Linked DNA regions of Mus musculus: region 2 is linked to region 1. Evidence: chromatin loops called from intact Hi-C (ENCODE). Cell type or tissue: heart. All regions are shown on one strand.

Region 1 (8,000 bases):
GGTGTTTATGAATTGTTAATATAAATAACTGTGTTTTCTGATGGTCTTAGGCAACCCCTAAAAAGCATCACTCAACCCCCAAATTTGTTGAAACTCAGAGACCGAGGACCACTGCACTAGAAGGAAGTAAATCTATCTTAGAATCAAGACTTTCCTTTATGCAAACCCATTCACCTTCACTCTCAACCCTGCCAAAAGCAGAATTGCTAACATGATTCAAATGTGGCAGGAGATTCCAGGTTCTGTAGGCTCTTTCCCTCTTAGTTCTATCTACTCTTAGAAAAGCAAAATGCAGTTGCTGACTTTATTTTGCACATCCTATTCCAGCCACATTTGTCTCTCCAAATCTGGACTCCATGAATTCGAATCAAGTTACAGAATCCTATTATATCACACAATAGCTGCAAAGTGGGGCTCTAAATATTTGCAGCTGAAAATTGAAGCAAACAAATATCTGACTCTTTATTAATGTGACTCTTAATATCTTCAATAGAATCCCATGGGAAACTTCAAGAACTTGAACTAGAATGTCTGAGAACAAGGCAGAAGAGTACACAGTCCTCCTTTGGTGTCTCCTCCGGGACTTTCCAGGGTGACAGGATTCATGGGTGTGCAAGTCCTTTCTGGGCAAGGACAGTGTTTGCAAGTGGCCTATGCACTGTTTCCTATATCCCCCAGTCTTCTCTCCAATCCCTCTGGTTTCTGTGTAGCCTTGCTATTCTGGAACTCACAGAGGTCCATGCACCTCTGCCTCCCAAGTATGAGGATTAAAGACTTGTGCCACCACCACCAGGCTCTTTTAGTCATCTCTTAACATGCTTGTTATACAAGCAACCACAGTAAGCCTGACTACAAAGTACAAGTGATCAGAATACCAGGCAAACAATGCCCAGAGAGCTGGAGAGGCTAAGGATCTGTGAAATGGTGGGAAGCTATCGAAGGGTGTGTACACCTACACATAGCCTCATTCCTCTTGATTCAGTGTAGTACTTAGCATACGTCAAAAATCAAATGTTGCTTTTTGGAACTTCTTGGATTTTTCTGGCAGGACTGGAGGTAGAACTCAGGGCCACTGTACACAACAGATAAACACTATACTACTGAGCTACATTCTCTAGCCCACAATTGAACTGAATTTTCCCCCTCATTCACCATTGAACTTGCAGATATGCAATTTATAGATATGGACCTGACTATGTACCTGAAACAAGTTCTTCACAAGAGCCTGGAAGTTTACAACTACATGTAATCTGCATGTAAATGCCTAATTATGACAGACTAGGTATGGCTAAAGTGAAACTTAAATAATGCTCATTTCCTATTCTCTTTTTGTGAATTTCTTTTTTTTCAATGTTTGAATCATCTCCCTAGAGCAAAATTCCCATCAAATTGCCCAAAACCTTCCCCACTAAACTGGACCCGACAGCACAGGCCTGTAATCCCAGCCGCTCAGTGGTGAAGGACTAAGAGTTCAAGGTCATCACTGGCCAGCCAGCGAGTGATGCATGAAACCATCTCAACAAAACAACACTCCCTGCTATGGAAAAAGAAAATAAGACTAAATAAAACCTACAGCTGTGGTTTTATTCAGTAAAGAATATGAATGACATAGTAGTAAACTAACTTCTCTAGTGCTGGGAACTGAAGCCAGGACTTTGTTCACTCTAAACACACTCTACTACAGAGGTAGTACCTTCAGCCCCAATCCATATAACTAAGGCTTTGAACTTGCAATCTTCTTGCCTTGGTCTACCAAGTAACTAAAGGTCTGCACCACCAGGCTTTGGCTTGTTAAATGTTGGGACACCATCATGTCTGGCTGTCAAGTGAACATTTTCACTTACAGCACAAACTTGAGGCAGAATGATCACGTTAAATCTTAGCTCAACAAACCATTAGCTGCTTGATCTAGGGTAGGTCATTTACCTTTCTTTGTATCCCTATAACAGTGGGGATAATAACCATATATCACAACTCACAGGAGTTCCTTCTATTACTAAGATTAGACTCTGTTCATAGACCACCTATAAATTTCTGCTCCTTGAGTGTTTTTTTTTTTTTTCTTCAAATGTTCCTCCTGAAATGACTAAGGTAATGCCATCCTGTTTTGAATGTATTTTGTCTTTCCCTTTTCCGCAACCCAATGTCTGCTTTGGATACCCATTTGAGGTTACATCTAAAATTATGCCCTGCCAGGAATGAAAGTTTACTCTGATCCTCATCTAACTTTGAGGTAAATTAAGGTCTTTGAGGTTTTTGTCTTTAAAAACTCTATCCCTGGGCAGAGGCAGCAAGGGATATTTTCAGAGGCATAAGGCCACTTATGGTCTTGTCATCAATTAAAAGGACTTAAAATTTTTTAACTGGCATAATCAGCATGGTTGTCAATAACTATCTTAAATGGATCATTACACTCCCATCTGTTAAGATTTCTGAGTCAAAAGTATCCACTCACAAGATCCAAACCGTCTTTGATGATTAATCCACTCCAAACCCAAGTTAACTGTGTAAGGTTTATCTGTGTGTTACCTAATCTGGACTATTTGGTAGAGTGTTTGCTGACTGGTTCTATCATCAGCAGTGTATAAACCGGGCATGGTGGCACACACCACTCAGGGAAATCTCTCTTTTGCATAAGTCCAGATTTCTAGACTCAGTTCAAGAGTTTCATTTTCTCCCTTCTCCATTTCCTGCTACTCAATTCAGAAAGCCAGAGAAATCAGAAGTCCAAGAATTATTCTTGGCCAGCCTGGATTACATAAAGCCTTTCTCAACAAATAAAACAAGCCAGGCATGGTGGCATTTAATCCCCACGGGCAGGTGGATTTCTGTGTATTCTCGGCCAGCCTAGTGTGAATTATTGGACAGTCAGGACTCCATAGAGAAACCCTGTCTCAAAATGCACCCCCCCCAATAAACAAACAAAGAACCAAAACCAAAGTTAAGTCTTCAGAGCGAGGCCAACCTGGGCTCCCAATCTGGTCACCCTTTGTTCTCCTCGAGCTTCATTACTTTCCATTTATCAAGCCATACTAATATTATCGCTAAAGGATTGTGGGATTAGATGTCAAACTTCGACCAGGTAAAAAGTTTGCTGACTGATAATAATAGCATTACTAACTGTCACATTTTACTGAATGCTGTTAACAGTGTGGTTAGCATTTATACTGCCAGAGAGAAAGGGGGAAAAGGGTGTGTGTGTGTGTGTGTGTGTGTGAACAGCCTGGACAGAGTACAGCTTTCCCATCAGGTTTATGGACGATATTCCCTGGCATATACCGTGCACTTTGGTCGGGACACATCCAGGCTGTTTATAAAAGAGCACTGACAAAAGTAAATAAAACTTCATCAGCACGTGCAGTCCGTACCTAAAGGTGAAAGGAAAACTCCTTCGCATTGGCCTCTCCTGGTGTGACGTTGGGGCCACTCCAAGGGCGGGCCAATGGGCTTCCGTGGGGAGGACCCAATGGCTCCCACTTTCTCTTCTCAACCAAAGTTAGGGGTTTGCCCCTTGCCCAGTTAAAGGTCCCCAGTTAGACACAGCGTCTCTCTTCTAAAACACACACACACACACACGCTCTCATCAGCACACGATTTTTGAGTCGTGTGTATGGGAATGAGAAGAGCTAAGTTCTAGGTCAGCCTCGGTGTCACTTTGGAGTCTGATGTTCCGTTATCCTCACTTCCCATTATGAAACCCTCTGCCTTGGGACAGGAAGGTGCCTCGGATTTAGCCGACGTGGCGGGCGCCCATAGCCCGCAAGTAAGTGGAAACAAGACCCATCTCTGTCACCACCCCAGGGTCGAGTGGCTCTGACCCAGACCCCGACGCGGGGGAGGACTAGAGACCTGCAGTGGCGTGGGTCTTCGCCTCGTAAGGGAAGGGGCTACGGTCCGCAGCCCTGCTGGGACGCGTCCAGGCCGGGGTGAGGAGGCCCCAGAGCCTGGACCCACCCCGCCAGCGCAGCTCCGGGAGCGGGTTCAGTCCCCGCCAGCGCAGCTCCGGGAGCGGGTTCAGTTCCGTCTCCCGCGCCGCACTCTCAAGCCAAGCGCCCTGCCGGACCATTACCACCCCACACCGTGCCGAAGCTCACCTCGCCACTAGTCCTGGTACCCACTCTGTCACCGCCACCTGCCAGGACCCCGCGGAAGTAGAGGACAAGGCTTCGCTTCCGGAAATAACCTGGGCCTAGGGGCCGACTACGATCAGCTCCCGCAACCATAGAGGAGAGACCTCTTTATGCTCTCAACCCCGTGCGACCTCCGGCTGCCTAGAGCGGCTGCTCTAGGGGCATGCGGGCGCATGCGCACCAACGCGACCCGCCCCTTCCTTTTCGTCCGAGCCAAGCACAGAAGTCACCGCCCCAGGTCTGGAGGTTCCAGCTGGATTGCGTTCCCGTATTTAGCTAGCTTTATTCAGCCATCAAAGTCTCCCACAGTGCCCGAATGCATCGTAATAGATCTTAACTTCACATTTATGAAGAAAACCACAGAAGCAGTCCTTAAAGTTTTATTTATAGAGTCGGAATTTGGGGTAAAATGGCGTTATCACATTTACTCCGCAGCTACCCACCTTGATCTAGATCTGTTGAGAACTCAATGGTACTATGTTTTCAATCTATGACGTTGTGAGACCATGCTTGGCAGGATGATCTTTGTGAGTTCGAAGCCAGTCTAGTCTACGGAGTGAATTCCAAGACAGTCAAAGCTACATAGTGAAACTTAACCAAAGAAAGAAAAAGTTCCTGTTTCTCAGTTCTGATTTAATAAACTGTTTGCAACCCCATTCACATGTACGTGCCCTCGTTCCTTCCCTTTCATTGTATCTTTATAAAAACGTGTTAATAGCCAACTCGGGTTTTGTTTGTTTGTTTGTTTGTTTGTTTGTTTTCGAGACAGGGTTTCTCTGTATAGCCCTGGCTGTCCTGGAACTCACTTTGTAGACCAGGCTGGCCTCAAACTCAGAAATCCACTTGCCTCTGCCTCCCAAGTGCTGGGATTAAAGGCATGCGCCACCAGACCCGGCAATAGCCAACTCTTTAAACAACTCTTTAAACTCTTATCTCCTATAAGCCAGCAGAGGCTGCTCTCTCAAAACCCGATTTAGGAGGAGACAGTCAGTTAGCCTAGGTGTACCCCCCAAATACAGCTTGCTTTAATTGGACAATCATTGATTTGATCTTTCAAAATTTTAACATCTCTACGTTGTTGGAGATGGGGCTGGGAATGAAGCTCAGTTGGTACACTGCTTGACTAACATACCAAGCTGTGCTGAGTTCGATCCCAGTAGCATATAAACGAACTGGGCTCGGTGGCACACCTGTAATCCCCAAACGAGGCAAGGAGTAGGCAAGAGGATTCGAAGTTGAAGGCTGTCAGGCATGGTAGCGCTTTAACCCCAGAATTCAGGAAGCAGAGGCAGGATCTCTGTGAGTTCGAAGCCAGCCTGGCCTACAAAGTGAGTCCTCTTAAGACTGCCAGGGCACTGTTGTACAGAGAAGCTCTGTCTTGAAAAAGAAAAAAAAGTTTAAGACTATGGAGACTTAGCTATGGAATGAGTTTGAGATCAGCCACCTCTAAAGGAATAAATGAGAGTGTTCTTTTCAAGTTGGTAAAGAGTAAAACTGATTTGTGCTAGCAGAATTTACTTTCTAGAGAGTGATCTAGTAAAGGTAGAAACCTTTTTTTCTTCATTGTGATAACAGATACATAACAGAATTTACCATTTAAGATTATTTTTCCTTATTAAGACACAGCCCTGGGCTGGTGAGATGGCTAAGAACACTGGGAGCTCTTCCAGAGGTCTTGAGTTCAATTCCCAGCAACCACATGGTGGCTCACAACCATCTGTAATGGGATCTGATGCCATCTTCAGGCAGCAGATACATATGCAGGAGAGCACACATATATTATAAATAAATAAATAAATAAATAAATAAATAAGACACAACCTTTGTAGAACAGGTTTAGTCCTGAATTCAAATGAACTCTCCAGATGGTTGGATTGCAGGTGTGTCCCACCATACTTCCCCTGTTTGTTTGTAGACAGGGTTTCTCTGTGTACCCCTGGTTGTCCTGGAACTCAATCTGTAGATCAACCTGCCTCTGTCTTAAGCAAGAAGGGAGATAGATATGCATAGTATTTAGTGTAATGAAAGTTACGTTGTATTACGCTGAGGTTTATCACACAAGGTTCACACTAAGTTCCTAACTATGGTCCTAAGCCTATCTTCCCAAGGCTGCTCACCTGTGTGATGTATCTCAGCTGAAGATCAGGTCTAGTCTCTAACAGAAGTTTCTGAAGGTCAGCATCCTGGGGGAGATGTTCGAGCTCCAGGGCAGGTAAAGGTATCATCATTCCCGATGTGCAAAGCAGAGAGAGACACATACACACAGAGACAGAGAATAATTTCCAAAGTTCTGTGACCCTAGGTTACCCTCACTAATGCACTCTGTTAAAATAAAGAAGCAAACTGTATATATTTAGATATGAGAGGAAATAATCTAACAATGACTAGCTGGGACCAGCAAGTCTAAGGTTCTAGTACTTGTTCAGTCTCACAAGGCTGGATGTCTAAGTTGGTCTTTTGGAAGGAGGGCCTCAATGCCAGTGAAGGAATGGACTTCCTACAGGGTAAGCAGGCAAAGAGTAAGCGCTTCCTTCTTCCAGGTCCTTACATAGGCTGCCAGCAGAAGGTTGGCCCAGATTAGAGTTGTGTCTTCCTACCTCAAGATCTAGATTAAAGGTGTGTGTCTTCTTGCCTCAAGATCTGGATTAAGCATGTATGTCTTCCTACCTCAGAGGTCTGGACTAGAAGTGAATTCACTCACTGTAAATCAAGCAGGAAATCTCTCACAGGTGTGCCTTCCATTTCTGAATTGTAGCTTAGTACAGATATTGTCAAGTTGACACCCAAGAATAGCCATCACACGGGGTCTCATTTACTCTTTGGAGGATAAATATTGGAAAGATTACAGTTGTTAACAGCCAACTATCTAGCCCCTGTGAACACTTTATCTCTGGAATAAGCCAGCAGGGGCTGGCTAACAAAATCCTGAAACTCTTTGAGGTGAGCTGAATGTAGGGCTGGAGAGATGGCTCAGAGGTTAAGAGTACTTGCCACTTTTGTAGAGTGTTAGGTCACAAAGTAGGCTCCCAAAAATGGCTCTGCCTTTTCTGATTACCTAACACTCTCTGCTGCAGAATTTTGCTCTTTATCTCCATAGCAACTATCATGTTTCCAAGTAGCAAGTCTGATGTCTGCCTGGCTTTTTTTTTTTTTTCTTCTTATCCAAGTTTTACGCTGCAATGGGACAACCACCATGATTTGTCATCACAGTGTCTCTCTTCTACCAGAGTGGCATAGAACCGGAACTCAGTCAATATGGGGCATAGAGATGGTTCCGTGGGTAAGAGCACTTGCTGTGGAGTCATCCAGACTCATGGACAAATCCCCAGCACCCATGAAAAAAAAGCTAGGCACAGCCCTGCAATCTTGTAAACCCAGTGTTGGGAGTCAGAGACTGGCATTTTAGGCGCCACTCCGGCTGAAACAAGTTCAGTCAGTGAGAGAGACCCTGTCTCAAGGAAGGTGGAGAACAAGAACAGCCACGGGAGGTCCTTCTTTGCTTACTACTAGTGATCACCGACCGCCACACAAATGCGCACGTATACTTCTCCAACACTTTACCCCACAAATTAAGCAAGAATTATATATTTGTATATATAAAATTAATTTAAAAATTTTTAGACAGACTCTCATTATGTTCCCTAAGCTGGCCTCGAATTTGCAAATTCTCCTGCCTCATCCTTCTCAGACTGGAATTATAGACCCAGGGGAAACCAGTCCATATGTCTCTTGATCAACCAGGTTCAGGACAGGAAACTTCTCCAACATATGGGCCAGGCCTTGAGACTTTGATAGCAATGCCCCTTTTTCCTTTCTAGGCAGCCCGGAGGGCCCGGGCTCCGCCCCTAACGTGACACAGATCTGACGCAG
Region 2 (8,000 bases), 110 kb before region 1:
AGGAAGTGAAAAATTACTAGGGGTAAAAATATAATCACTGGTAACTTTTGTCAAGTAACTAGAGTAGTAATAAACTGACTTAAATGTAAAAAGTCAGGAGGAATGGGGTGCAGACAAATGGGAGCAGCACCATAGCTAATCATGACACAGTCCTTACTTCTTTCTCATTCTTTTTTTTATGGGTATAAGTGTTTGCCAGCATGTGCATATATGTATGCATCATGTACATGCAGGAGACCAGAAAAAGGTGTCATATCCCCTGAAGAAAGTGACAGAAGGTTGTCAGCTGCCACGTGGGTGCTGGGAACAGAACCTGGGTCTCCTGAAAGAACACCAAGTGCTCTAGCCCACCCCTCTAAGTGCCCACGTGGGCGGGCGGAGGGGCAGGGGAAGCACACTAGATGCCAGTTTTTCCCGACTTCTGACAAGCAAAGGTGGGTCCAGCCATTGTTAAGTGACCAGCAGATGGTAAGATTGCTCTTGGTTGACAGCCACTGAGTTAATTAAATAAGACAGAATCATAAAAAGCAGCTCGAGGACGAACTAAGACTACTGGTTACAAACATGACAGCCTGCAGTCAACCCTAGAGCCCCATGTGGGAGAAGGATAGAGCCAACTCCCACAAGGAGTCCTGCCCTTCAACCTTGCTATAGCACACATGGGTGTTAAAAGTGAGTTATTAAAAGTGATAAACATAGTAAAAAATACTTTTGTATTTTTTTTTAATTTCTTTTTTTTTTTTTTTTTGGTTTTCAAGATAGGATTTCTATATGTAGCCCTGGCTGTCCTGGAACTCACTTTGTAGACCAGGCTGGCCTCAAACTCAGAAATCCGCCTGCCTCTCTCTGCCTCTCTCTCTCTGCCTCTCTCTCTCTGCCTCTCTCTCTCTGCCTCTCTCTCTCTGCCTCTCTCTCTGCCTCTCTCTCTCTGCCTCTCTCTCTCTGCCTCTCTCTCTCTGCCTCTCTCTCTCTGCCTCTCTCTCTGCCTCTCTCTCTCTGCCTCTCTCTCTCTCTCTGCCTCTCTCTCTCTGCCTCTCTCTCTGCCCCTCTCTCTCTCTGCCCCTCTCTCTCTCTGCCTCTCTCTCTCTGCCTGCCTCTCTCTGCGCCTCTGCCTCTGCCTCTGCCTCTGCCTCTGCCTCTGCCTCCCAAGTGCTGGGGTTAAAGGCGTGCGCCACCACTGCCCGGCAAAATACTTTTTTAAAATTACCTTTATATCAGGATCAGACAGCTGGTTCTTCAACAACTCTAAGTCATTTGTTTCACCCTAAACAAAGAAAAGAGAAAATTAAAGTACAATCACTCTGGTTTCCTTTAAATATCTTTAGAATTTTTATTCTGCCTTGATATCTCATGGAACTACAAAAGGAACCATGAAACGTCTACATATCCCTCACAATTATAATAAAGTCCAGACTATAAACCTTTTACAAATTCATATTTAAGGCAGGCCTGGGTGTCTTTTTTGCCTATAATCCTAGCTATTCAGAAAGCAAATCCAAGGCTACCCATCTACACAACCCTATCTCAAATATAAAAAGTAAAAACCACAAGGCCTGTAGCTACAGCTTAGTGGTGGAGAGCTTATGCTACTAGCAAAGAAAAACAACCAAAGCAACAAGGAACTTGTATTAGTAGAATCAAAGATCTAGGACAAGGGAGGCATAGTCACTTGAATACTATAGCAGATACTAATGAGAATTCTAAAAGTATGAATAAAAAGCACTGTAATGATAGCATCTGTTTAAATGTACTGCTATAGGTGGGAATTATAAGACAATCATCTATACTTCATCTTTAGTGATGAGATCTAGAAGAACCACTTAAGCAACACAAAACCAGAGAATACATTAGAGAAGGTATTCTCCTGCAGTAAAGCTTGGGTAGCTCCTTAGAGAGAAAATGGTGCCGGGCAGTGATGCACACGCCTTTAATCCCAGTGCTCAGGAGCCAGAGGCCAGCCTGGCCTAAAGAGTGCATTCCAGGACAGCCAGGGCTACACAGAGAAACCTTGGAGGAAGAGAAAGAAAGGGGGTATCAGGCATGGGGGTGTACAGTCAGAAGGCAAAAGCAGCTGGATCTTTATAAGTTCAAGGCCAGCAAAGTCCACAAAGCAGTTCTGGGCCAGCCAGTAAGCAATACAGTAAGACCCCATCTCAAAAGGATACAAAACTATTTAATTGGACTATGTGTATAACTCCAGGCTTGAGGCAAGAAGACTGGAGTTAGATATCAGACAGGGCTACATAGCACGCCTGTCTTTAAAAAAAAAAAAAAAAAGTTAAACAAACTAAAATCGCTCTAATTTTTTTTTGTTGTTTTTGTTTTTGTTTTGTTTGTTTTGGTTTTTCAAGACAGGGTTTCTCTGTAGCTCTGGCTGTCCTGGAACTCACTCTGTAGACCAGGCTGGCCTTGAACTCAGAAATCCGCCTGCTTCTGCCTCCCAAGTGCTGGGATTAAAGGCATGCGCTACCACTGCCTGGCTAATTTTTTTTTTTTATTTTAATTTTAGCACTTGCTAGTTTTCAAGTTGTATACAGCATTTTAAGTCCTAAAATCTCAGCACACTTGTTTTGGTTACCTTTAAGCTTCGGTATCAGGCATATCACTATATATTCTATTTCAGTATGGTATCTAAATACTTCCCACAATCCCATCTTTTTAGACAGGCGGTTCTCAACCTGAGGCTGTTGACCCCCTTTCACAGGGGTCACCTAAGGCCACCAGAAAACACAGAGAGTCGCATTATAAGTCATAACAGTAGCAAAATTACACTTATGAAGTAGCAAAGAAAATAATTTTATGGTTGGGGGTCGCCACAGCATGAGAAACTGCATTAAAAGGGTCACACAGAGCCTTAGGAAGGTTGAGGGCCACTGTTTTACACAGAGGCTGTATATATCCCTGGCTGGTCTCAAATTCAGGGATCCACCTGATTCTGCCTTCACATGCCGGGATTAAAGACACAAGCCTCCAAGCCCAGTGTAAAATTTATTTTTAGGCTATGTAGGAGCTCAACTAGACCTGTTTTCCTGGTGTGGATAAGGTCCTAGTTCCAATCCCCACCACTGAGAAACCTAAATAAACGTACACACAAATGCTAAAGTTCATCTTATTCTCTTTACTGTCTTGGGGGGGGGGTTGTACTCAGGAGGAGGAACCCAAAGTCTTGATAATTTGCTCTTCGGTTTAATGCCTTTTAAACTCTGACTAAGCAAAGTCAAACCCCACCTCCTCGTACCTTTTTGTATTTCAGTAAGACTTCTGTCACAGTTCCGCCAAACCGAACAGTTTTTTTCGGAGGAGAATTGAAGAAATCGCTCTCTAACGCGAGCATATCGGAAAGCCTGAAGAACCAGGAAGACCAGTTATCAAATTCATGACAGAGAATGACGGCAGGGAGCATGGCTGAGCCAACATCATTTTGTGTGATGAGGCTTAAGTTTCTCAAATGATATCCCTCCTTCCAACCTTCTCTCCCAGGAAGCCACTCTTCCCTCAGTAAATCTGTCTCAGAAGCTGTGGCAGAATCCAACCTAGGCTACATAATGAGATCTTATTAAGAGTAAGGGAAGGAAAAGAAACTCCATATTCCCACATTAACCCTGTAAGATCCTGTTTAACCAGCCACCTTTCCTAACCCTGATCTCATGATACAATCATTTGTTAAAAGCGTGATGTCCTTTCTATTCCTCAAATTTGTCAAGCTGATTCCCATTTCACCTGCTACTCGCTGTTAGAAACACTCTTCCCAAGGTTGGAGTTCAAATGTCAGAGGCCCTCTCCACCAGAACCTCATACACTCACGCTTTATCCTGGAACGTTGTAGTTCTTCATAGCATTTACTGATACCTGAAACTATCTTATCCATGTATTGCCGCCGCCCCCCCACCCCACTGCCCCGCCTCCGGCTCTGCTGGGTATGGGTTAGTGTCTGGATAAGCTGCTGTCCCCAGTGCCTTAACACAGAGTATACACACTTTATTAACAATTGTCAGTACTATGCTAAGTGCTTTACAAGGTTTACTTCGTTTAAACAAGAGAATCAGACAAAATCTAAAGGTTAGATTCCAAATGTTTTATAGGGATAGGTATTTTAAAATGTTGGGCAAAAAGGACTGCTTATATAATATACGGTTCCACTATGCTACTGCTTGCTTCTACAGAAACAAATTTCAAACAAAATTTTTGGAATTCGATAGGTCACCAGTGACAGCTTTCCCCTAGATATCCAAAACCCTGGAAATGCCGCCCATGTCTTGGCCAAGAGAGGGAAGAGGAAAGGCACGGAAGATTAGCCTAGAGTCCCACAAGGGTGCCCCAAGAGTGAGTGGGAAACAATGGAACAGACAAGGCTCGCCCGGGCAGAGGGGACCCGAGGGAACCAGAGGCTCCTGCGTGCCCGAGCCGAGCCCGCACGCCCGGCCCCCTCGGCACATGCGGAGAGCTCTCAGCGGGCTCGAGCCCCGCACCCGCAGGCGGAGGCCGCCCGGATCTTACCCAGTCCGCGACGCACTCAGCGTGGCAGAGGCCGCTGCCGTCACATCGCCCGACAAGCGCGTGTGAAGCAGCGGGGCCGCCATTCGGCCTGAACTGAGCGAACGCCCGGCCTTGCGCCGGAAGCCACGACCTACCCGCCCCGGAAGTGGCGCTGCAGAAGGCAGCCCCTTGCGGGACGCGGCCCACGTGAGCAGAGCGTAAGGATCGCAGCAAGAAGGCGGGTAGGCTTGCGTCTGACCTTAACCGGCCTGAAGCTTTCCTAGAAATAGGCTGGCACAGCTTGGCGGGGCAATCGGTGGCCGCATTCCTCAGAAACTCCTTCAAAAAGAAGCTTGTCTTAGAGGCGTGTGCACGTGACCTTGGCGCTCAGGAGGTGGAGGCGGGAGGATAAAAGGAGTTCAAAGCGGGTTTCCTTCTGGGAAGTGAGTGGAGGAGGAAGGTCAGCTGGGTGCTTTCTCTGCCTCTCTGACCTAGCAGGCTTGCACCCCAGCATCTGGCCCCTGAGTCTTCATTGGTAAAATCGAACGGCTGGGATTTTTTTGGTTTTCAAACAACATGTTGGCTCTCTTAACTTTTGGCAAGACTCCGAGGGACACTGAGAGATCACTCCTGCTGAGGACAACCTGAGAAGCCATCAGATTTGGTCCCGTGCATCAAGCCAGAAGCAGCCACAGGGATGGCTGTGTTTCTCATGACCCCACACAAGAAGACCACCATCTTCACTGAGGCCAAGGAGTCAAGCTTGGTGTTGGCACTCAAGCGCATCATTGAGGGCATCATGAAGAGGCCTCCTGAGGAGAGCTGCTGTTCAAGGACAACCAGCTCCTTGATGAGAAAACTCTGGGGGAATGTGGCTTCACTAGTCAGGTAGCAAAGCCACAGGCCCCAGCCACAGTGGGCCTGGCCTTCAGAGCAGAAGATGCCTTTGAAGGCCTGCCTATCTACCCCAATTCTTGTCCTCCAGAACTTCCAGGTGTGATGAAGGATTCTGGAAATAGTGCTAAGGAACAAGTTGTACAGTGAGGGCCCCAGGCCCACCTCCTAGAGATCCATTCCTCCCCCACCACCACCACCACCAAAAAAAGGGAGTTCAAAGCCAATGGGTAACTATTAGGACCTGGGTTACTCAGGTAAAGAGCCCGGTTTAATGTTAGTAATACAGGCACTGGAGAGGTGGAAATAGAAGGATCCTGTATATCATTTTAGACACATTTTCACACCTTACTCTGTGTGAAACACATATTACACAGTGACCTAGCCAGAAGTGTGGAGACTGGTAAAAAGCCAGAGGGGAGAGTTGGACCGATGTTACCATGGGTAAGAGAACCCAGGCTGGGGAGCTGGGCATGATGGTACATACCTTTAATCTCAGCACAAACAGGCAGATCTCTGAATCTGAGGCTAGTTTATTTAGACTATCGCGTAAGTTCCAGAACAGCCAAGGCAATACAAAAAGAGCTTGTCTTGAAAACAACAAAAGAGGATCCAGGTTCACAACTGTTTCTAACTGCAGTCCCCAGTCCCAGGGCTTCTTAAACCTCTGTGAGCACAGCAGGGACACACAGATGTACAAAAAAACCCACCCAAACACATAAAATAAATCTTAAGACAGTTTTAGAGAATTTGCTATCCAGCATACTTTTTCTTCGGATGTTGAGGCTAGATTCCAGAACACTAGATGGATGCTCTGCTATTGAGCTCCACATATAACTTTGTAAAAGAAAAACCAGTGTCACTGGGCATGGTGGTGCATGCCTTTAATCCCAGCATTCGGGAGGCAGAGGCAGGCGGATTTCTGAGTTCGAGGCAGCCAGGTGTACAGAGTGAGTGCCAGGACAGCCAAGGCTATACAGAAAAACCCTGTCTTGAAAAACCAAAAAAAAAAAAAAAAAAAAAAAAATCAACCAGGCCAAAAAGAAGCAAGGAAAGGAGCTTTGTTTTTTGTTGTTCTTATTATTTATTTGTATTTATTGTGTATGTGTGTGTACCACATGCACACAAATACATCAGATCCTCTGGAACTGAAAGACCCACAATGTGAGGACTCCCCCACGTTCTGACTCAGGAGAGGCAACACCCCAAATCACTCATAAGAAATGGTCTTGATGCAAACCGCAAGAGAACTTTTATTCCAAGAGCACTCTGGGGCCCACAGTCTTACACCACACAGGGGTAAAGGACCTTGTGGGCAGAGTAGCTAGGTAACAGGGTAAAGGAAGAAACCACAACTCAAGGGTTTGGGGAGGGTGTTGTTGGAAAATACCAAAAATACCAGTTAAGAGTCACGAAGAAGTGGGAAGTCACAAGAAAAATACCTGATAGTTGTGTGGTTATTTCTCAAGACAGTTTCTAGGAGCCTCTAACAATAGCACTTTTGCATAGTGGGTTCCAGCAATGGTCAGGGTGACTTTCTTTGAACGAACACTCCCTGAACCCAGGAAGCAGGTAGGTGGAAGAATATCGCTATCTGTTTTATGATTAGGATGCCTTGGAGCATTGAGTCACAAAGGTCACATTCTCAAGCCTGGGCCTAAAGTCCTCGTTTTGTTTGTTTGTTTTTATGTTATTTTTTCAGAACTATAATTAGCTGCCTGGTGTGGATGCTGAGGATAAAATGTGTTAGGTGCTCTTACCCACTGAGCCATCTCTTCGGCCCTTCCGAACCCCACCCCACCCCTTTTTTTTCTTTTCTGGTATTTGGTTTGGTTTTGAGACAGTGTCTCTGAGTAACCCTACAGAGATCCTGCTGTTTTTGCTTCCCAAGTGAGGGGACTGACGGTGTACACCACCATACCTTCCTGCCTATTCTTTCTTGTTAGAAAGATATATGTATTTGTGTGTCTGTGTGTGGGCACATGCTCATGCTGGTGCCTGCGGAGGGATTTCCTGAAACTAGGCTATTGTGAACCACCTTAAGGGAACTGCTAAGCCATCTTTCCAACCCCAAGAGAGGAAATTTTCTTTGGAAAACAACAGAAATTAAAGCTTTGAGATCACAGGGGAAAAAGGACTGTACCCCACTGTCAGTAAGAAAGAAAAATGAAACTTTTGGAAGCTGTATAAAAATTATGAAATGAAATTATCTTTAGCATCTTGTTAACCAAAAAGCATAACTTTGGTGTGCAATATTATAAATCCAAATACCACTCTTCTGTCTTGAAGTGATTTTCTATCTAATGTTGTCTTAGAGTTTCTGGTGGAGAATGTTAGGCAGAAATTACTCATGTCTCCAGACCAGGGGAAATAATTGCACATTAGGTGGTTTTATAGAAACCTATTCCCCTCCATCACAAAGAAAAACAATCAAGATGCATGGCTATGATGCATGAGGAATATCAATAAACTGTCAAGTAACTGTTGATTCAACCATAACTCCATTAATTTTAAGTTGAACCTATACAACCTACAATTGTGCCACCTAATTTAAGAAACAAACCCCTGAGCTATACTGTTAACTCCCAGAGTCCACTTTATTCTTTCTTCCTTCCAAAGGTGCTCTTTGT

The links. A loop is a pair of places that touch in the nucleus more often than their neighbours do. Peaks named below come from ENCODE experiments on the same cell type or tissue, not always from the same donor. Only the 100,000 strongest peaks of a DNase experiment are listed, where the experiment ranks them.
Region 2: a loop joins it to region 1, with 2.8 times the contacts of the local background. A loop is called at or near these places in 2 of 42 quality-filtered maps.

Annotation. Positions count from the first base shown.
Region 1 is chr16:13,668,173-13,676,172 of GRCm38, reverse strand. It overlaps Bfar (bifunctional apoptosis regulator), which reads right to left and starts at 4,315. Exons shown (of 8, transcript NM_025976.5): 1 at 4,095-4,315. It also overlaps a transcript of Parn not described here. In heart, a CTCF peak has its summit at 4,132; DNase peaks (open chromatin) are centred at 3,442 and 4,312; H3K4me3 peaks cover 2,384 bases; H3K27ac peaks cover 2,450 bases.
Region 2 is chr16:13,777,337-13,785,336 of GRCm38, reverse strand. It overlaps Rrn3 (RRN3 RNA polymerase I transcription factor homolog (yeast)), which reads right to left and starts at 4,638. Exons shown (of 18, transcript NM_001039521.1): 1 at 4,498-4,638; 2 at 3,239-3,344; 3 at 1,208-1,264. The coding sequence starts at 4,580. It also overlaps the pseudogene Gm6354. In heart, a CTCF peak has its summit at 4,628; a DNase peak (open chromatin) is centred at 4,646; H3K4me3 peaks cover 2,357 bases; H3K27ac peaks cover 1,815 bases.